Linked DNA regions of Homo sapiens: region 2 is linked to region 1. The links are chromatin loops, found by intact Hi-C in ENCODE. Cell type or tissue: endothelial cell of umbilical vein. All regions are shown on one strand. Each heading gives the region's core, and the rest is flanking DNA. Links, peaks and the distances in the headings are about the cores only. Region 1 overlaps SLC12A2-DT (SLC12A2 divergent transcript). Region 2 overlaps CCDC192 (coiled-coil domain containing 192).

Region 1 (5,388 bases), core at 162-5,161:
ACGTTTATCTCAAAGGCTCAAACTTTGAGCATGTTTCTCAAAATCCACTTTGCATTTATCTCAGGAAGTATCAGAACCTTTATACAACAAGAACTCCTGGTTATCTTTTCATCCCAGAGTCTCCAAGGATATACAGATTAGGTCCCCTCAAATTCACTCATGGTTGTGTAACATTTCTCACCTTATCTAGACTTTTACACTGGTATTTCATTTGAGCCTCTTGATAATTTTCTTGTAGTTATAGAATATTATCCTCATTTGGCACATGAGGAAATTGATTCAGACAGGTTCTTTGCCAAATTATACAAATACAAAATGGAAAAGCCAGTTCATAAGCCCCAAAATTCTTTTTCTAAGTACCGTGTTTTGCTTCTATACCTCCTGTGGACTGCGGTATAGAAAGAAAGCTGAGGTGAGATCAATGTCCTTAGACCAAGATTGGTTTTAAATCTAGATATGTATCCTTGAGGCTAGACAGTAATTGAACTAGACTCTAGGAATTTGATTCAATATTTACTGAGAAGAGTATGTCTGCCGATGACAGATTAAGTTTTTATATTATTTTAAAAAGTCATAGAATTAGCTACTCATTAAAGAAGCTCCCCTGAGAAAAACATAGGAATTTCATGAATTATTTCTTTAAGATGCTTGGTGACCTGTATTAACTCCATTTTTCTGTCCAGGTTCACTTTAGTGTATGTATCAGTTATTTATTGCTGTTTAACAGGCCCCTTCCATGCCCCAAGCTTAGTAGTTTAACACAGCTGCCATTTATTATTGCTCCCAAATTTACCAGTCAGCTGGGTAGTTCTGCTGATCCATCCAGGCTTAGCTAATCTCTGCTGGGCTCACTCATGTGTCTGTGGTCAGCTTGAGGATTGACTGGAGGCTAGCTGTTGTATTCATGTGTTTGGTCATTGGCTGGCTTGCTACTGGCCAGGATGATGCCTCTTATCCAGCAGGACAACCCAGCTTTATTCATGTGGTGGCGTCCAAGCTGCAAGAGAGCAAGTGGAAGCAAGCCTTTTGAGCTCTAAGATTAGAAGTGGTACAATGTCACTTCTGCATTTCATTGGTCGAAATAATTCATAAAGCCAGTCCAGGTACAAAGAGTAGTGAGGGAGTTGCAAAGTCATATTGAAAGGGTCATGCATACAGAAAGAAGAATTGCCATCTTTTTTGCAAACAATCTATCATACCTGGCCTTTGTACATATGCCTCAGTTGCTATGAGTGTTGACTGCCAAAGGGTCACAGATGCCTCTGGCTATGAACTGACTTGTGTCACCTCAAAGTTCGTATGGTGAATCCCTAATCCCCAAAGTTACCATATCTGGATATAGAGTTTTCAGGAGGTAATTAAGGTTAAATGAGATCATAGAGGTCGGGTCCTAACTCAATAAGGCTGTGACTTTATACTGCGAGAAAGAGAATTTTTTTTCTTTCTCTCTCTGCCATGTGAGGATACAGCAAGAAGGCAGCAACCTGCAAGCCAGGAATCGGGCCCTCATAAGAAACCACCTGTGCTGGACCTTGATCTGAGACTTCTATTCTCAGAACCATGAGGAAATAGAGCCACCCAGTCTGTGCTATTTTGCTATGGCAGCCCAAGCTAACAAACACACCTCTCCACTTTTGAAGAATTACCCTGTGCTGAAGGGGACTGCCTTGCCCTAGAGATTATGCCCTCATCTTTCATGTGGGAGGAAGGAGGTGCAGCTCACAGCAAATGGCTCATGGATGTGGGAGTATAAAAGGCTGATCCTCAATAGGCAACAACGCTGTATGATTTAAGCCCCAGAGCCTTCCTATGGATCAAGGCAAGGCTAGGTTTTGTCTGAGACCACATCCTTGCTCTTTTATCCCTCTCTAGTCTTACTTTCGTCTCCCCTTTACAGGTTTTTCCTGATGAGGACTCTCTCAGTAATTCATAGGCACCCAATTCCCTGACTCAGGACCTATTTCAAGGGATCCCTACCAAGACAGATGTTTTATGATCATAGGATATTAAAAGACAGCACTTGTCATTAGTACATATTTATAAGCAGAGTTGCATATTTTAGCTTAGTTGCAGTCTCTGTGAAATTTCAAAATGCTATTTTACACTTTGATAAAAATAACAATGGTTATTAACATTTGCTGAGTGCTTACTAGGCTCTCTGCTGAGTATATAACATATGATCTCATTTAATCTTCACCATGACCATATGAGACAGCTACTCTCAGTTTTTATACTTTTAGTGTTTTCTAAATCATTTTGTATCTGGGATTTTGGTCTAGATTCTTTGCTGTAGCAACAAAAGACTTCTGGGCCTGCATAAAAATAGACTTTGGCACATGACATTCAGGAAACACCTGATAAGTGTCACAGACAAGACAAGTTGGCCTTTCTTCAACTTGAAAAATCAGGACTCTCTGGATTCATTATTGAACAGTGTTGAACAGAATGGTCTATGGAACATTCCTGTTCAAAACCCTAAATCTTTTCGGTGAAGTTAGCTGGTAATTGTGGTGTGCTACTTTGGTGTTTCAAAGTGCTTTGCTAAATAACACATTTGTGGGTCTAGGCATGTCCATATTAGTTTTTAAAAAGTTTTACCCTTTCAAGTTTTCACTAAGTAAGGTTCATTCATACAACAAACATGTCTTAAGTTTTCATCACTGCTTGTTAAGTAATTCTCTCAATCTCTCTCTCTTTCTATATATATATATATATGTGTGTGTGTGTATATGTGTGTGTGTGTGTGTGTGTGTGTGTGTGTTGTGGGCATCACAGGAAGATAAAAAATGAGTCGATATCAACTGTTGAAGTCAGTGAATCCCTAATTTCAGCAGCTGCAGCAGGAAATAGGAAATCTTATAAAGGGAGGGTCAAGGAACAGGCATCAATTCTTTGTTAGTTGCGTGGCAATGCTTTGTCTTTTTCAGTTTAGTGGAAATGGCCTCTGGCTCCAAGGGAAAATCCAGAAAGGAAGACCAGATAATACTGTGTTTGGCATGGTCCTAAGCCAGAAACCAAGGCTTAAAGGACTCTCCTCAATGTTACACAGCTAGGAAGTGGTGCAATCAGAAATTGAACATGGGTGCACCACTGCCAGCTGAAATAGCAGGAAATGAAAGAGTAAGCAACATGATGGATGTAAAGGGTGCTTCCTGGAGAGCAGCTCATATGGTGCAAAGTTTCTTCTACAATGAAAGCAAACTCCAACAGGTGGCATTCCATGTAGCTTTCATGATTCCACCTACCTGAACTAGATCCCTGTAAGTTTATTAAGGGGATTGTAGCTAGACTTATAAAATTAAATCAGTTACCCAGAAGTAGAACAGCCATTTGAAGAGAAGGAGAGCTTGAGAGACAGATGGAATGATGAATGTGTCTCTGAGTCTGGTTAGTTTGAAATGTCTGCTAAAACTGATGAGAAAATGCTAAGAGGCTTAAACTTTGGAGTTTTGTAAAGACAGGTTTCTCTGGAAAGTAAATAATAAAGACATAATTCTTTCAGTGAAAGAAACAGAGCCTAATTTAACGGGAGATTGGGTACCTTGTTCTGCAAGGAACCAGAGATTGAAGGCTGCCACTGGGCATTCTATGAATTCCCATGGAGTGGGGGTACTCACTGGCATTGAGCCCATGAGTGGCCCACCTGTTTGCACACCACATAGGAAGGATCCACATGGATAGCTTAAGTTCCCCAAAACCATTTGTTTTATCTAAAAGAAACACAGTCATCCCAGAGGCTTATGGATGTGCAGTTTAGTCTCACTTTTAAAGGATTTTTATGTATCCTTGTGTCTTTAAAGGCAAAACTAGCAAGTGCTTTTTACATCTGTCCAAGCTAATCTTTCCCTGCTTTAAGCAGGCAGACAGGAAATGCAGTTTGCCTCTATTACCTAACATGCACGAGGTATATAATACAGAGAAATAAGAAAAAAAAAAAGTGAGAGCATAAGGTAAACGGATTGGATGAGATCAAAAAAGGAAAATAGGAGCCTGGTGAGCAATCCTTGGCAGGGTGCCCAGAGCAGCTTCAGGAGAGGGACAGAGCCCAGCAAGAGCATTTCCTGCTTTGGGTTAAAAAAATAAATTCAACTATCCTCTATGAGGTGGTCTATTTATCCTGTGCAGCATTAGGTCATTAATTTGAAAATTACAGGTAGTAATAAAAGCAGCAGTTATTTTTTTAACACCTAGATGAATGGGCCTCTCCCTGCTTCACCCACTGCACACCTGGGTTATATTAATATTATCTGGTGTGTGGGTAGTTTCCCAGAAAATTTCAGCTTGCGTGAAAGCTTGAACAGCCTTGTTGCTTCTCTAAAACTTCTTATGTTTTCTATATCCTACTATTTCCCTCAGACCATAATCTTCAACAGAAACTAAAGGATAATCACCATATAGGCTAAGAAGAAGCATTTTTTTCATAATCATAATAATTGCTGGAATTAACAAAATCCTAAATTGTCTTCTGTCATTGCATACCCGAGTGGCTTCATGTTTTGCCTGCCTTTCAGTAGTCATCAGTTTCCCTCATCCACAGGACTTTGGAAGCTTCCTAAGTACGGCTTGCTATCATTCCACCTGGCCTTTCTTCAGGAAGTGGATGAGTCTGGCTTTCTCTTTTCACATTGCCTTGGACTTAGGGGAATTTGCCTTAGATGTCTAGCTATGTGACTATAAACTGTTTCCCATGTCAGAGCTTCCTGATGCTTATACAACATATCAGACCACAGTCTTTGAACTCTGGGCAGGTGTATGGTTTTACAGTGCAATATTTTAAGAGAATTTGTTTTAATCTTCTAGCTAAGCCTCTTTATACAAACAGGGCTGCCAAGAGCACAAATGCAATTCACTTACAAGTTGTTTGTCTAGTTAACAGTAAGTACGCAAATCAGTTTCCTGTTCACACAAAGGATTTTCTTGTGTTTGAAATCTTTGACCAACAGTACGTTGGCTTGGATTTTTACGGAGAATTCACAATGTTAATTATCTATAGTGCTCTGTGCACCAGGATGTGAGGTGACTTAGTAAGCCGCTGGTTAGTACCAAACAAGTATATTGCCTGAGTTTTTGAAAAGGACCTTTGTGTGCATAGTGGGGAGGCACCACAAAGGGCCCACATGGAAACAGAGGTTCAGCATGCAGTGAAAGGTATCAGGAAGTTGGAAGACAGCACAGAGGAAGGGAAAAGGAAAGCTTTATTGTAAGGATAAAACTAAGACAAGAGATTACAAATCATTAATTTTTTCTCAGGGTTTTTGTTCAAGGTTTTCCTCTTATGCTTCTTTTCTTGCATGTGTTTCTTCAAGAAAAATGAAGGCATTCGCATCAATAAGCATTTTCAAAGAGACTCTTGACTTTCAAAGAGAGTCTTGAGTCTTAATGCAATAG
Region 2 (5,388 bases), core at 330-5,329, 88 kb after region 1:
CATTGAGTTCCAGAACTGTGATGGCATTAGCTGTTGCCAAATCAGTCTGTAGTTTTTTCACTTTCTTTTCATGCTTTAGTTTCTTAAAAAAAAAAAAAATAAGAGTTTCCATCACTAGGGACAGACGCATCAAAGAAATAAAAGGAATGAATGATGTCTGAACAAACACTGCCTTTGAAGCCTGCTTAGATGAAACACTCCCTGTTTATCTAGATTGAGTCCTGTTTGAGGTTTGTGAAACAGTGTATGTGCTCCTGTCAGAGTGTTTGAACCCTCAACAAAAAAAAGCCCACTCTCTTCATCATAGTATCTTTTACACTGTTGAAGAGTTTTTACCTGGGTCAGAACCCTGTTGCTTATAATAGAGGCAGTTAGAAGAACTCTACTTGCCAGTTGGCATTTGCCACCGAGGTACTAATGCCTACTAGTATCAGATTTTTTTTCCCATCTGTAAGTAGACTCATATGAAATAGAGCCTTGATTCTAAGTCATTTCCCCCTCAACACCATAATGGTTTGCTTTCAAATACACTCTAAAGTGTGATACGACCACCAAACGCTGGTGTTTTCTGATATTTAGTATGGGATCCATACAGGGAAAGTGTCAAGGGTAAGAAAGCGTCAAGCATAAGAATGGTTTTTAAGCAGTAATGAACAGGAATGCCTTACTCTAAAATAATTTGATTTATGAGATCGAAATCTTTGGGAGAACTGCATTAGGAACTTGTTACATAATCAAAGGATTCACCTCGAGACTTCATGACTCGAAAGTTCCTTTTAGGGTTTCAGAGTAGATTTGATTCATTAAAATTGGATTTATCTGCAACTTTGGAGAAGCTGTCTGTTGTGAAAGGTGTTGCATTTGCGCTTTCGTGTTGCTTTTGTATAGCTACCTTTCCACTGAAGAGCTCACCTTGCCAAGTCTTTGTGGGCTGGTAATTAGGAAGCCGGGAAAATAATCTACTAACATTTCTTATCAGACATAAATCTTGAGATAGGGAAGGGATGGTTTTTGCTCACTAGGTAAGATCATATTCTTCCCTGGCCTCTGAAGGCACTATACTCAGGCAGTAGGGAACCACTCTCCTCTTTGAGAGTAACACCAGTAAAATCAATTTATCAAAAATGGTCTTAAATAGAAACAGGCCTCTCATTTCAAAGACCCCTCATTTCACTTTTTGCTTTGTTGCCAGTACAACTACATACATCATCTGGATGATTTATGAGATCTAAACCTTTGGGAGGTCACCCAGATCAGGTTATCTTCTAGACCCCAAACAGGAAGATCAGCACTTCACTAAAGCTTAGTTAATGGCATGAACATGGCTAAAAGAAATGTGTTACTCGAAGGAGAATGGTAGTCATGGAACTTCTTTAAGGGGAGTTAGAGGGTAGAATTAGGCAGGGTTCAGCCAGCACAATCCAGGTGAGAGGTACCGTGAGCCACAACACAGAGGCCTGGTTTTCATGGCAGTACTTGTAAAGAGGTGGCACTAATTATTAGAATGCATCCTCTGGGTGTCAGACACGATGCTGGCCAGCTGTTGAAACATGAAGGCTGATAGTCTCTGCCTCCAAGTCATGAAGACCTTCTAATGAATTCCCTTCTTCTGAGCCTCCATTCACTGAAAGCCTTCATAATTTGGCCTGTCATGTAGATTAATTCAGGAGAGACCAAGCTGACCAAGAAATATGTCTGGGTATTTGACAGCTGGACAGCTGTGTTTTTCAATTATTAAGTTGGCATTTTAATATATACCTCTGTCTCTGGTGAGTTGGTTTGGATCAACTTGTTCATGAGGATCTCATCTATCCCAGGCCTGTGGTGACAGCACCTTGTGAGGTCCTGGATGGTAACCATTGACCTTTTCCACTTCAATACTGTTCCATGCTCAAATTTCTACACTTTCTTTTTACAATTTAGAACTTTGGAGATATAGAGTAGGAGGAAGGGCACAGAAATGAAAATTGAGAAAGTGGAGAGAATGAGGGAAAATGAGGCAAGAGAGATTGTGAAGGGAGTGCTAGAAAGTGTCCAAAAAGAACTAACAATAATATGTGTGCTGAAATGTTAAGGACTAGGTGTGCTGATGAGAGCAAGTTGCACTGAAATGCATAAATAAGACAGTTTGATAGAGAAACAATAGATACGTGTTAAACCGAAGATAGTAAAATATTCACTATAGAATCTAGTTTTTGAGTTATATGGGTGTTTACTATATAATTATTTCAACTTTTTTGTATGTTTGCAATTTTTCATTATAAGATATTAGGGGGAGAAAGAACTGAAGATTTATCTTCCTTACATTGCCCCTCCCTTAATTCTTAATAAATGGTATTCAAATTCTCAAATCATGTCACAACTATTCATATGCAGATATGTATTTTTCCAGAAACTTTTCTCAAAGTATGCATTGACAGTAAATAAACACAAGAAAAAATAAATGCAGTGAGGTGAGAATTAATGAACAGTCACTAGGAGCTGGCATGGTGTCTGTCACTAAGAAAAAGTCTTACCAAGCTACATTTTCATTTTGATGGAATAATTTGATGGATAGAATGCAGGAACTCAGTGGACAGACACAGGGGTTCTCAATATCAGTTAAGAATTTCACCTTTCTAGGTACAAATTTTAACTCTTTTTAAAAAAATATTCAATTACCAGACCACTTTGCTGTCTGTCTTTTATGGTGATTATATGTTCTGTCTCTTCTTACTATTATATATTTGTATATTTACCTTATAATCTGAGAAAGAAATTGAGACTATTTAGTTTGGAGAAGACATTACAGCATACAGGGCAGTCATGCAGTTGACTTTAGTTACCTAAGGGACTATTCAAAAGGAGAGGAAGCTGAGTCAAACAATGTTGTTCTCAAGATAACATGAAGAACAATGGGTAGAAACCATGAGGAGGCAGATGTTGGCACAACATGAGAAAGAGCCCTCCACACAATCAGAGCTGCATCCAGAACAGGATAGGATGCATCCTGGCAAAGACCTCCTGCTCTGGGAAAGATCAAGCAGGGACTGGATGGACATCTTCAGGCAGGCCCTTGGTGACCTGTGGGACTTGGGTTGAGAGGTCACTGGAAGTTGGGCTTCCCTCAACTCTTTCCACTTCTGGCTTTCTCCAGCTCCCCGAGGGGCACAGCACATGAGTAAATGGACATCTCAGCCCTCAAAGCCTCCAGGGTTGGTACAGTTGGTATACTTTAAAGATAATTCTGGTATTTGTGAGAAGCTAGATAAGAAGGTTAACAAAGCCTGTGCGTCCCTTAGAATTCAAGGATAATGTGAACCAAAATATCACTTTATTATTTAGCTATAAGGGAGGAGAAAATGAAATTTAAATTAAAAATTGGATAAAAGACTTAGATTGGCTGTCTAACATTTCTGTTGAGACCTTTTGATTACTCAGATACATTTAAAAATAGTTCAACATCTTCATCTTTTTTTTTCTTTTCTCCAGAAAGAACTGCTCTTTGCTATTAATTCATAGCTTTAACCAAGCCCTTTGGGCATTTCAAACAATTCAATTTGCCAACATGTTTTTTATTAGTCATAGACATCAAATGATTTCAGCAACAATAATATTTTCCTTGCTGTTTGGCGTTCACTAGCCAGGCAACCCAAATGTCATACTTGAATCTAATGCAGTCTATTATGGTCTCCTTAGTAACTAGGAACTCTCTTTGGTGATTACTGAAAGGATAGGAAGGCTTTATAGCTTGGAGGTAAATTCCTATTACCGTGCTCTTTTCCTACTTCTCCTACCGGGTGGAAAGAGGGAGGAAATCATGTATTTGTGCAATGTTTTGAAAAGGAAATATCTATTCGTATCATATTGCTGAATGGCTTGCATTATTCCAAGTTAATGAGAATTAGAAATAACCAGGGAGCTATTCATAGAAGAGCGTCAACACAAAGTTGCCAGCACTGTTTAAAATTTCTGGGTATTTCCACATACTTTAAACCGTGGCAATTACCCAATTGCCTGGCACATGACATTTCTAAGCCTTAGATTCATGTCATAGGACTACTGTGGGGATCCAAGGACATAACATAGAAATGACATTACCCGACACTATGCCGTGTAGTAGTTATGTCTTTCTGGTTTTGTCATTACTCTTAAAACACATAAGAGAAATTTTCAACTCTTCACTAAAACACTAAAGTATCTTTTCTAAGCACTTTCTCTAAGTATACTTTAGTGTTTTAGTGAAGAATTGAAACGTTACAGAAAATAAAATGGGAGTTATCATACTTTACAGAAAATAAAATTCATACTTAATTGAAAGCAAGATGTTTCATTTCTTCTTCTTTTTTTAGAAATTAAGTTTTCTGCATGATTACATTGATCTCCTCACTTTGGATGGGTAGACAAAACTTAATGTTCTGAAAACAGACATGCAAATAGCCTTGATTCAATCTCCTGCCAGAGCTGGCCCGGTGCCTAGGCAAAGTCAGTGGCTGCCTGCGTGTAATGATGTGAGGAGCACTCCAAGGCACTGCCTCTTGCTCCTCACGGCAGCTCTCTCTTGGGCCTGCCAGGGCAGAGCTTCCTCCCACTTTGTCTGAAATTTACTCTGTCCATCCCAGCCTCCTTCACTTAGAGAGCCTGTATAACAAAGGGGTTTTGTCTTCAGTGGCCCACTAGCAAAATGCTCGCTATTGAAGACATAAAAGAGAATTTGGTTTGAATACAGAAGGTATACATAGGTTCTTCCTTGCATTTCTCTTCTAATAGCCAATCAATAATAGTAATGAAACTTATAAATAGTGATAGAATTTGGATACAACTTGTCTTTAAAAGTCAATTTTACATGTTTCGTATTTATATACCCTCAGGAGAATATTATAAAGTCTAGGGATGTCAAATATGTGTCATGTATGTTCTTTTTCAGTTCATGGCAGGCCTTTGATTTGGGGATTTTTTAACCCTGTGTTGCACCCCTGGATTCACAATCGTTTAGTCGCACTTTCAGCAGCCACTGCCCATTGATGAAACCTGTCATCCGTGTTAGTATCTCTCTATGTAGACAAGAAAGTTGAGCTGCCAGAGTTCAGCTGGACCTAATCCTTGTTGTATAGTGAGTAGACAGCTAAATGGACTTGAACCAAGGTCTTTTTATTTCCAGATGTTGATTTTTCTTTCCAATGACAACTTCAGTCTGCACTAAGCAATAGCACCATTAGTTTTTTTGTTTTTGTTTTTGTTTTAAGTTACTTAAAGGTAACCTAGAAAGGCAATGTGACAGCTTGGTTACAAAAATTTAGCATTGAAGTGTGCTGGTGAAGTGTGATGGCATTTATTGCATGAGTTGCCAAGATATCTTTAGAGACCCTAGGAAATAAAGGAAAGATTTGATGAACCCAGCTAAGGGCA

Evidence for each region. Hi-C counts contacts between places; a loop is a spot of excess contacts. Peaks named below come from ENCODE experiments on the same cell type or tissue, not always from the same donor. Only the 100,000 strongest peaks of a DNase experiment are listed, where the experiment ranks them.
Region 2: a loop joins it to region 1, with 5 times the contacts of the local background. A loop is called at or near these places in 8 of 110 quality-filtered maps.

Annotation. Positions count from the first base shown.
Region 1 is chr5:127,958,174-127,963,561 of GRCh38, reverse strand. All of the region lies in intron 2 of SLC12A2-DT (SLC12A2 divergent transcript), which reads left to right. Among named protein-coding and RNA genes, the nearest start is that of SLC12A2-DT, 120 kb to the left of the region's middle. In endothelial cell of umbilical vein, for the core only: no CTCF peak of the experiment used is centred there; DNase peaks (open chromatin) are centred at 2,421, 3,001 and 3,991; H3K27ac peaks cover 3,333 bases.
Region 2 is chr5:127,870,232-127,875,619 of GRCh38, reverse strand. CCDC192 (coiled-coil domain containing 192) reads right to left here. Exons shown (of 7, transcript NM_001317938.2): 6 at 1-82. Among named protein-coding and RNA genes, the nearest start is that of CCDC192, 170 kb to the right of the region's middle. In endothelial cell of umbilical vein, for the core only: no CTCF peak of the experiment used is centred there; DNase peaks (open chromatin) are centred at 2,899, 3,689 and 4,449; H3K27ac peaks cover 2,464 bases.